Regions from separate parts of the Homo sapiens genome. Here all the other regions are linked to region 1. The links are chromatin contacts, found by Hi-C in ENCODE. All regions are on one chromosome and are shown on one strand. The core of a region is the stretch at or near the end of the contact, and the rest is flanking DNA. Distances in the headings are between cores, read along the strand shown. Region 1 has its middle 170 kb from the start of CT66. Region 2 overlaps AUTS2 (activator of transcription and developmental regulator AUTS2). Region 3 overlaps AUTS2 (activator of transcription and developmental regulator AUTS2).

The links. Hi-C counts contacts between places; a loop is a spot of excess contacts on that map. Pooled maps may share reads with other maps.
Region 2: a loop to region 1 is called in a map with no recorded cell type, with 4 times the contacts of the local background. The contact joins two enhancer-like sites. A Hi-C loop is called at or near these places in 6 of 37 single-sample maps with no recorded cell type and 4 of 50 pooled maps.
Region 3: a pooled map shows a loop between it and region 1 (3-fold over the local background). The contact joins two enhancer-like sites. A Hi-C loop is called at or near these places in 3 of 37 single-sample maps with no recorded cell type and 4 of 50 pooled maps.

Annotation. Positions count from the first base shown.
Region 1 is chr7:69,429,047-69,432,019 of GRCh38, reverse strand. No RefSeq gene overlaps it. Among named protein-coding and RNA genes, the nearest start is that of CT66, 170 kb to the left of the region's middle. Within about 2 kb of position 1,476, at least 10 of the 41 ENCODE cell types and tissues checked have a DNase peak (open chromatin) inside an H3K27ac peak, as active enhancers do.
Region 2 is chr7:69,803,292-69,806,264 of GRCh38, reverse strand. All of the region lies in intron 1 of AUTS2 (activator of transcription and developmental regulator AUTS2), which reads right to left. Among named protein-coding and RNA genes, the nearest start is that of AUTS2, 210 kb to the right of the region's middle. RefSeq lists an enhancer at 2,083-2,132. Within about 2 kb of position 1,589, at least 2 of the 41 ENCODE cell types and tissues checked have a DNase peak (open chromatin) inside an H3K27ac peak, as active enhancers do.
Region 3 is chr7:69,737,015-69,739,987 of GRCh38, reverse strand. All of the region lies in intron 1 of AUTS2 (activator of transcription and developmental regulator AUTS2), which reads right to left. Among named protein-coding and RNA genes, the nearest start is that of AUTS2, 140 kb to the right of the region's middle. Within about 2 kb of position 1,455, at least 3 of the 41 ENCODE cell types and tissues checked have a DNase peak (open chromatin) inside an H3K27ac peak, as active enhancers do.

The DNA.
Region 1 (2,973 bases), core at 227-2,726:
TTCAGGTTCTACATCTAGTTGGAGAGTAATCACATCAGGAAAATCTATTACATGCATCCCACACCTGGTAAATTGAGTGGTGGGGAGGCGTGCTAGGTAGAGGGGTTCGGAGGAGAACCCTTTGGCCTGTGGAATAAGCTCATATGGGGTTCTAGTATGACTCAGCAAACTCCTGGATGGCATGCCTTACTTTGGTCATAGCTGGGCTTTACATTCGAGTGAGAAAGATAGACACTAAACAAGGAAATACTTGAGTAAGAGTAATTCCGGGCTGGGCACAGCAGCTCACTCCTGTAATTCCAGCACTTTGGGAGGCAGAGTTGGGAGGATCACTTGAGGCCAGGAGTTTGAGACAAGCCTTGGCAAGAGAGCAAGACCCTGTCTCTACAAAAAACTAAAAACAAACAAAAAACTCACGCCTGTAATCCCAGCACTTTGGGAGGCCAAGGCGGGTGGATCATCTGAGGTCAGGAGTTCAACACCAGCCTGGACAACATGGTGAAACTCCCTACTAAAAAAAATACAAAAATTAGCTGGGCATGGTGGTACACGCCTGTAGTCCTAGCTACTCGGGAGGCTGAGGCAGGAGAATCGCTTGAACCCAGGAGGCAGAGGTTGCCATGAGCTGAGATCACACCACTGCACTCCAGCCTGAAAGACAGAATGAGACTCCGTCTCAAAAACAAACAAAAAAAGCCAGTCATGGTGGTGCTTGCCTGCAATTCTAGCAACTCAGGGGGCTGAGGCAGGAAGATTGTTTGAGTCCAGGAGTTGGAGGCTGCAGTGAGCCAAGACAGCACCACTGCACTCCAGCCTGCGTGACAGAGTGAGATCCTGTCTGGGAAAAAATAAATAAATAAATACTGAACTGTAGCAAGGGCTAAGGAGAAAATAAAAGTGTGTTAGATAGAGCAAGGGTGATGGGAGGTGGGCAGGGACAACACTACATAGGAAAGAAGGCCTGGTGGTCACAGGTGGCATGTTGAACAGATACTCAAACAAGGGGCTATTCTAGTGTCCCAGTTGCCTTGGGCTCATGCAGACAGTGCTAATCTCCATTTACCACTAATCTTTAGCTCTCTCTGCCCTTGTGTGAAGTACATGCATGCATGCGGGTGTTGAGAGTAAAAATCCTTTGATGCCGAGAAGCCACACAGGCGTGGACCTGCTTCGCCAAGCAGAAAGCGGGAGAGTGACGTGATGTCACGCAGAGCTTGGTCCTGCTGGAGATTTGGGGAAGTCTCAAGGAAAGGTGAGAGGGGGCCACTGCTCCCAGAGAGCTATTAGAATCGCGATCAGACACCCTGGCTTGTCTTTTCGGCTCTGCCGCTTGATAGTTCTCTGCCCCTGGGCAAATCAAAGGACGTCCCCAAGCAGCAGTCCCCTCTGCCTTAGAACAGGAAAGACACCAAGCTCAGAGGGCTGCTTTTATGGTTCAGGGAGCGGGCACGTGCAAAGCTCTTGGCAGAATGCCGGCCTGTAGTAGCTGCAATGTCATCCCTCCCTCCCTCCCTTCCTTCTTTTCTTCCTTCCTCTCTGCTTCCCTTGTCTCCTTTTCCTTCCTTCCTTTCTTCCTCCTTCCCTCCCCAGCAAACCCAGGAAGGCCTGATGACAGAAGAGTCGTAGCTGTTCCTGGTCCCAAATGAGAGGCGGATAGAGCCCCCCCAACCCTCTCCCGGTGTTCTGAGGCCTGTTAGGGGAAATCTGTGAAACGTCGGACCGCCTGGGTGATTTCGCTTGTGCTTGTCCCTGAAACAGACAAGACATCCTTTTGATTCTGTTTCCTCTCTCCTTTAAAAACACGCAGCACCTTGCAGTTGGACCCAGAGCCTTGTTTGATCCCTGCTTTATCTTTCTCTAGCCTGGGCTTTGGGCTGCCTTATTTGGGATCTCAGGGCAGGAAGAAGAGCTTCTAGGGGAGTGGGGGGTTGGGGGGGACGCGCGAAGCACTCCTCCTTTCCAAAGCAGGGCTGGCGCGCGTGGTTCTTGGCTCGCCGGCAGCATGGATGAGTGAGCTTAGCTGTTTTTGGCAGCGATTTCCTGATTTACTTGGCCTCAGCTGGATCCCTTTATTTTAGCTAAGAGGGCCTGTTATGTCCTCATTTCATGGGGGAGGGGATACATACACATGAGCCTTAGAAATAGTATTTTTTGAGCACCTAATTTTTTTCGTTTTTCGAGTCCTGATGCTGCACTCTCGCCCATGCTGGAGTACAGTGGCACAATCATAGTTCACTGCAGCCTCAACCCTCCTGGGCTCAAGTGATCCTCCTGCCTCAGTCTCCTGAGTAGCTGGGACTACAGGCATGTGCCAGCACACTCAGCTAATTTTTTTTACTTTTTGTAGAGATGGGGGTTCTTACTCTGTTGCCCAGGCTGGTCTCGAACTCCCGGCCTCAAGCAATCCTCTCACTTCAGCCTCCCAAAGTGCTGGGAATGCAGGCATGAGCCACTGTGCCCAGCTTGAGCGCCTATTATAAGCCTGGCTCTACACAAAGTAAACCTGTGGAGGTACTAGATATGGGAAAGGCTAGGACTGTGGGTACAAGAGCAGTTAGGAGAGCTTTAAGGGGGAGGAGGACTTTGCTTAGTTGCTAACAAGGTCTAGTTCGCCAAGCACTTACTGAGCATCTATTATGTGAATGGACTATGGCTCCAGCTCCCAAGTAGCTCTTGGTTAAGTGGAAGACAGAGAAAAGAGTAAGAAATCACAACACACCAAGGCAAGTTGTATAAAGGAGGTGTTGTTTTTTTGTTTTGTCTTGTTTTGCTTTTTTTGATGGAGTCTTGCTATGTTGGCCCGGCTGGAGTGCAGTGGTGCAATCTTGGCTCACTGCAACCTCCGCCTCCGGGTTCAAGCAATTCTCCTGACTCAGCTTCCCAAGTATCTGGGATTACAGGTGTGCACCACTACTCCCAGCTAATTTTTGTATTTTTAATAGAGACAGCGTTTTGTCATGTCGGCCAGGCTGG
Region 2 (2,973 bases), core at 340-2,839, 370 kb before region 1:
CCTCTTGTCTTTCTTCTGTGGTTGTGACGCTGGTTTAAAAAAAAAAAAAAAAAAAAAAAAAAAAAAAGCCTTGGCTGGGCATGGTGGCTCCCATCTGTAATCCCACTTTGGGAGGTGGAGGTAGGAAGACCGCTTGAGACCAGCCTGGGCAACATAGCAAGACCAAGACCGTGTGTGTCTCTATCAAAAGTTACAAAATTAGCCAGGTGTGGTGTCACGTGCCTATAGTCCCAGCTACTCAGGAGGCTGAGGTGGGGGAATCGTGTGAGCCTAGGAGTTTGAGGATGTAGTTGAGCTATGAACGCGCCACTGCACTCCAGCCTGGGCAACAGAGTAAGACCCTGTCTCAAAAAACAAAAAACAAAAATTAAACTAAACAATTAAAAATAAAAAGGGACCTTGGTGTGAGATTCAGTCAGGAGAAAGAAAACTTTCTGTCACTGCTGCCTAAATACTATCATCCAATATTAACTTATTGCTCACTGGGGACATCACAATATACATCTTCATAGAGAAATAAAGGTTGGTTCTGCTTCCTACACTTGACTCAGGAAGAAAGCCTTCCTTGATACTGCATAATTTTTAGAACTCCCAGCCTCAGAAGAACTGATCTGCGTTGCTTGGTTCCTTCTGTACACAGATTTGCAAAAATATTCCATAAGAATTTGCATTTTCCCTGTCTTTTTCCTATTCTTTTTTCCTTCATATTTTCTTGTCTGCACAATTTGGTTCTTTTTTATAGTCACATTCTATTCCTGTACCATCCTACCCAGATCATTTACTTTATTCAGGATATGAAGCCTCTTTCATTCTTCATTGGAATTTTTTTCTTCTGAGCAACAAATGTAAAAAAAAGTCTGCCTCTGCGTATTATTTGTCTCCTCTTTCTGACTATCCTCCCCCATGGCAGTTTGTCTAACGTAAAAACATTTCTCACAAGGAAATTTCTGGGCAGGGGGCAGAGGTAAAGGGTGACTTCAAAAATGCCAACATTGAGCAAAGCACTTGCCACAAATGTAATGTTGGTGTATTTTAAAAGCCTTGCCATGTAACCTCACAGTATCTTTGCAGATTTATCTCCTGTTATCAAGGCTGCTACTTAAGTCAACAAGGCATTGGGCTGAGACTATAAACACTGCCACAGTGGATCATATTCACAGTCCATCCTCACATCAGCACTCTGCATCTGACAATCAACTGCACCAAATAAGAGTTTAAAGGAAGATATAACTGTCCTCTCTCATATAAAAGTTAAAATATCAACTGTTACAAGCTCAAGAGACTAAAAGGAAAGCAACGTCTGTCTGTGTAGTGATTCTTAAAGTTGGGTATAATCACAGGAGGGCTTGTTAAGACACAGATTGCTGGCTTCCTCCTCAAAGGTTTCTGATTCAGGAAGTCATGGTAGAGCCTTGGAAATCTGCATTGCAAACAAGTTCCCAGATGATGATGATATTGCTGCTTCGAAGACCACACTTTGATAACCACTATTCTGGTAAAGAAGTAAAATCCAGAGATGCTACAAATCGAGACAAGAAATGTGATAACAAAACTCAGCACGATTCTCGACAACAACTCAGGTCTGTCACCATCCATGTAACTGTGGGGTTCATGATCCTACATTTTGGCTGTCAACAGGAATAAAACTAATAGATCAGGAGAATGATAAAGCAAAGTCTGGGCTAGTAAGTATATTTAAGTCTTCATTGGAGGCACTATAGGATTAACTATCATGGCAGCTCTTTACTGACTCTTAGAAAGTAGAGACGAAGGTGACACTTCAAATCCACCCTAAACTCAGCATTTCAGAGTTGAGTCAGGAACCAAGTGAGGTAAACCTCTGACATGCTATAGGAGCCACTAATGAACTTAAATTCAACATCAAAGGTATGAGAAGTTTCACACAGTGAGGACTGAAAGCTCTGTGTGCCCACTGGGGGATACCTGCAACACTACTGTGCTTTGTGAAAATGCCATTTGAGTAAACTACAGATGTGTACGTGACCATATATGTGTGTTATGGTTTCACACCCACTCCCCCAGCAACACTCCCATCTCTTCCCTCCTGTCTTCCTCCTATCTGTCACTGCTGCTCAAATACTATCAGCCAATATTAACTTATTGCTCACCAGGGACATCACAATCTACATTTTCTTAGGGAAATAAAGGTTGATTCTGGAAATACACGTTGTTTAGTATGGTGTCAATGGAAAATGAAAAAAAATTTTCTTTGAGACAAGAGTCTCACTCTGTCACCCAGGCTAGAGTGCTGTGGTGCAAACAATGATCACTGCAGCCGCAACCACACAGGCTCAAATGATCCTCCCACCTCAGCCTCCTGAGTAGCTGGAACCACAGGTGCCTGGAACCACGCCTGGCTAATTTGTTTGTTTATTTTGTAGAGACAGTGTCTTGTCATGTTGCCCAGGCTGGTCTGAAACTCATAGAATCAAGCAATCCTCCTGCCTTGGCCTCCCAAAGTGCTGGGATTACAGGCAAAAGCCACCATGCCTGGCCTAGAAAATGAAATTTAAAGAGTTCTGAAAAATGTTAAGTCCCAAAGAGAAAAGCATGTGCCACTGTTAGAGGCCTCCCCGGGAACAGGTGGGAACAGTTGAGTTTAATTAGCTTATAGCTGGTACTGACTGTATGGGAAGGCAGGGATTTGTTTTTTGACTCCAAGTCTTCAGGTTATATTTTCTGTAACTGTTAACAACTACAAGGACTTTTTTTTTTTCCAAAGATGGTAACATTTGTATGCAAGGACTTTTATTTGGTGTTTACAGGAAACAGAGGAGAGAAACCAAGATGGTAAGGATTTCCAGCAAAGCAATCCAACATCATTATAGAGAAGCAAACCCAGTGAGTTTTGTTATATTAGTGGGCATCGGTGGCTTCTAGATGGCCCCCACTGGCACATGCACAGTCCCCAGAAAGTGACCACATGTGACAAGTGACAGCATTTATTCAAGA
Region 3 (2,973 bases), core at 206-2,705, 310 kb before region 1:
AAAGACCACTGGGAGTTTAGCAGTCCTCTCCTTCATTAGCTGGTTGTGACACTGAGGGATTTAAGTCAAGCTGCTGGTTTCTAATTCTCCAGACAGCAGGTTCAATCCTTCCCCAACATACAGAAGTTTACAACAGCCACCATTCTATACACCGACGACAACATCCATACTCTCTTAGCACAGACTGCATATACTATGTCAAGGAAACAGTAAAGAATTAGCACAAATCTGATAGTTAAAGCCTCAAAGAGCCAATTCTTTCAACTCAAATACTTATTTTCAACTGTATTGACATAGTACTGTTGTGACATTTACTTAAAAAGATGAGGTGGGTGGGAGATTTTTAAAACTACAGCCCTTTAAACACCTAAAGAAACAGTAGGATAGAAGCAAGAGCAGAATTTGGTTGAGGTATTTTTGGTTGTTGTTTTCTTTTGAGCTTGCAAGCTCTTTATTCTCCAGTTGAGCTATCCTGTTTGTCCCCAGGGTATAGTGCAGAAAGCTTTATACCCAAGATTCAACATGCCAGTCATGCCCTTAAATCCCAGATGTGTGTACCCACATCAGGAGCCTGGCTGTGTCAATATGCAGGTGCGGAATGACTCAGAGGTGGGCCATTCATACCAGAAGAGGCATTTGCCTGGGTTCAGAGTGAATCAGAAGTTCAGTTATTAGTAATAGAAGTGGTTATTTAAATGTATGATTTCATCCTAATTAAAACTAATGGGGGAGAGAATTTGCATTTAGCTGCCTAGTAAATAGCTCTGTTATTTCACTTTTAATATCTGAAGGGTATTAGCAAGATAAGGTTTTCAGGGCAGGAGGGGAGGGAAGTGAAGGTGGTGGGTTGTTATTCCCACCCCCTGAAGATTGGTTTTATATCCTATTCCTTTTCTTTAGTGCTTTTTAACAACCTCCACCCATCTAACCAACCCCCTAGGCCAGAACCTAATAAAACATTCCATCTTAGAAAGCTAACAGTCCAGTACACCTAAGAAAACCACCCAGGGACACCACCGAACATCTTGCATTCACACTAATAACTGCAGGATATCTGATTAGGAGAATGCAAAATAAGAAGCCATTAATAGCAGCCCTCATCTCCTTCCTCCACACTGATTACCAAAAGAACAGCAGCAGCTGAATCAGAGCTAAATCCTATTCACAAGGGACCTAGGGCAACAAAGAGGAAAAAAAACCGTTAGAGTAGTGCTTCTCAAGGGAAGCTGCTTTAAGTCATTTTGATTCTGGCATCAATCACGCCTGCCACAAACCAATAAGCATGTATAACGCAAGCAAAGACTAGATTCCATTCCTTCCCTCCCTCCTGGGGTTCAGCACAGTGCACCTAGCATACTTAATTGCCCTGCCAACCAAACTGCTACTTGCAAGGCCTCCAGAGGAACTCAGCTAGTCCAAGGCTGAGTTTAACTCACAGGCTTAAATGTTTACCCTGAGAGCACAAAAATATCAGCTGGGGAGAGGGAACAGATGGCCTCAGGGCAGCCCACTCTCACTCTCACAGAAGCTGACTAACCACAAGACTCTTTCGAAGAGTTTTACCCTCTCTGTGCCTTAGTTTTTTTACCTGATAGCATATCTGCTCCCCAGGGTCATTGTGGGAAGTAAACAAATTAATTCACATAAAATACCACGAACAGTGCTTAATAAAAATTAAGTGTCTCCACCCTTGTCCCCCTCCCATGTACCTATAGAAGAGAGAGAAGGGGATGAAAAAGGAGAGAAGGAAAAAAAAAATGGATCCAAGGATATGGCTTAGATTTACAGATAAAGAACCTGATGGCCCACCTCCCCAAATGACCCCCTTGCATTGAACTTTACTCCACCCCAAATCTGTAGTTCTCTCCCTTCCAAAGGCACAGTTTCTGACTCCTGGCTTAGCAGTCAGTGAAGATGATCAGAATTCCCCTTCTCTGCAAAGAACCTCAGCAAAAAAAAAAATAATAATTAGCGTTTCCATAAACACAGTATTTTGAGATTGGTGAGGGATCTGTGGATCCCCAAACTCTGTGCAAGTCAAAATGAATTTGCTGGTAGACAGCCAATGTTTCCGATTTGATTTGGCAGAATATACCCAGTTAGGATGTTCTCTCAATGCAATTAGCAATGCACTGTCAATGAGCAGTTTAGCTATTGACAATACCTGTTGCAATTTAATTTTAAATGTCAATGACTTGTTTGGGTTCACTGTAACAAGGCTTTTATGCATGACAAATAAGCATCCTAGAACAACAGGATGGATGAGCAAAACAAGAGGGTGAAGAAAATCAATAGACACTGTATAAGGGGCTGTCTTTCAAACATCCCCCTGTGGCTATGACTGCCATGAACAAGGCAGGCTGCTCCTCCCAGGAGCAGACTGGGGACTTAGGGAGTGTGTTACTGTCATCTACTTTTGCAACTGATGCCCACTGTTCCTAATGGGATATGGGAATGAGGAGCAGACCAGGTTCTGGAGATAACCCGGACTAGGCAAAAATGCTAGCCCAAGCAGGGACTTGCTTCTGAGGACACCACAGTGACTCTGCCCGACTTTTACTAGCTAGGTGGCCTTGAGCAAGTTATCTAACCTCTCTTTGCCTCAATTTCTTCCTCATCTATACAATTAGGATAATTGTAAAGAATATATAAACAAACATATTACAAGCACTTAGCACAGTACTTGGTACATTAATAGCATTTGATAAATGTTAGCCTCTTGTTATTATTCAATTGAGTTAAATGGTTGATATTACTCAAAAAAGAAACAAAAAAAACAATCTATACACTCGCACAACATAGAAGGATGTCACCAATTCAAGCATCTACAGTGCAGGACTTTGAGTAAAGTTGACTCCCATGGAAAAACTGAGAGGGGTAGAGTCTACAGCAAAATGGAAAATCTGTACCCCTTTCCTAGAGCACTCCTGCTCTCAATAACAAATGAAGCCAGGCATGCAGCATGGCCTGACA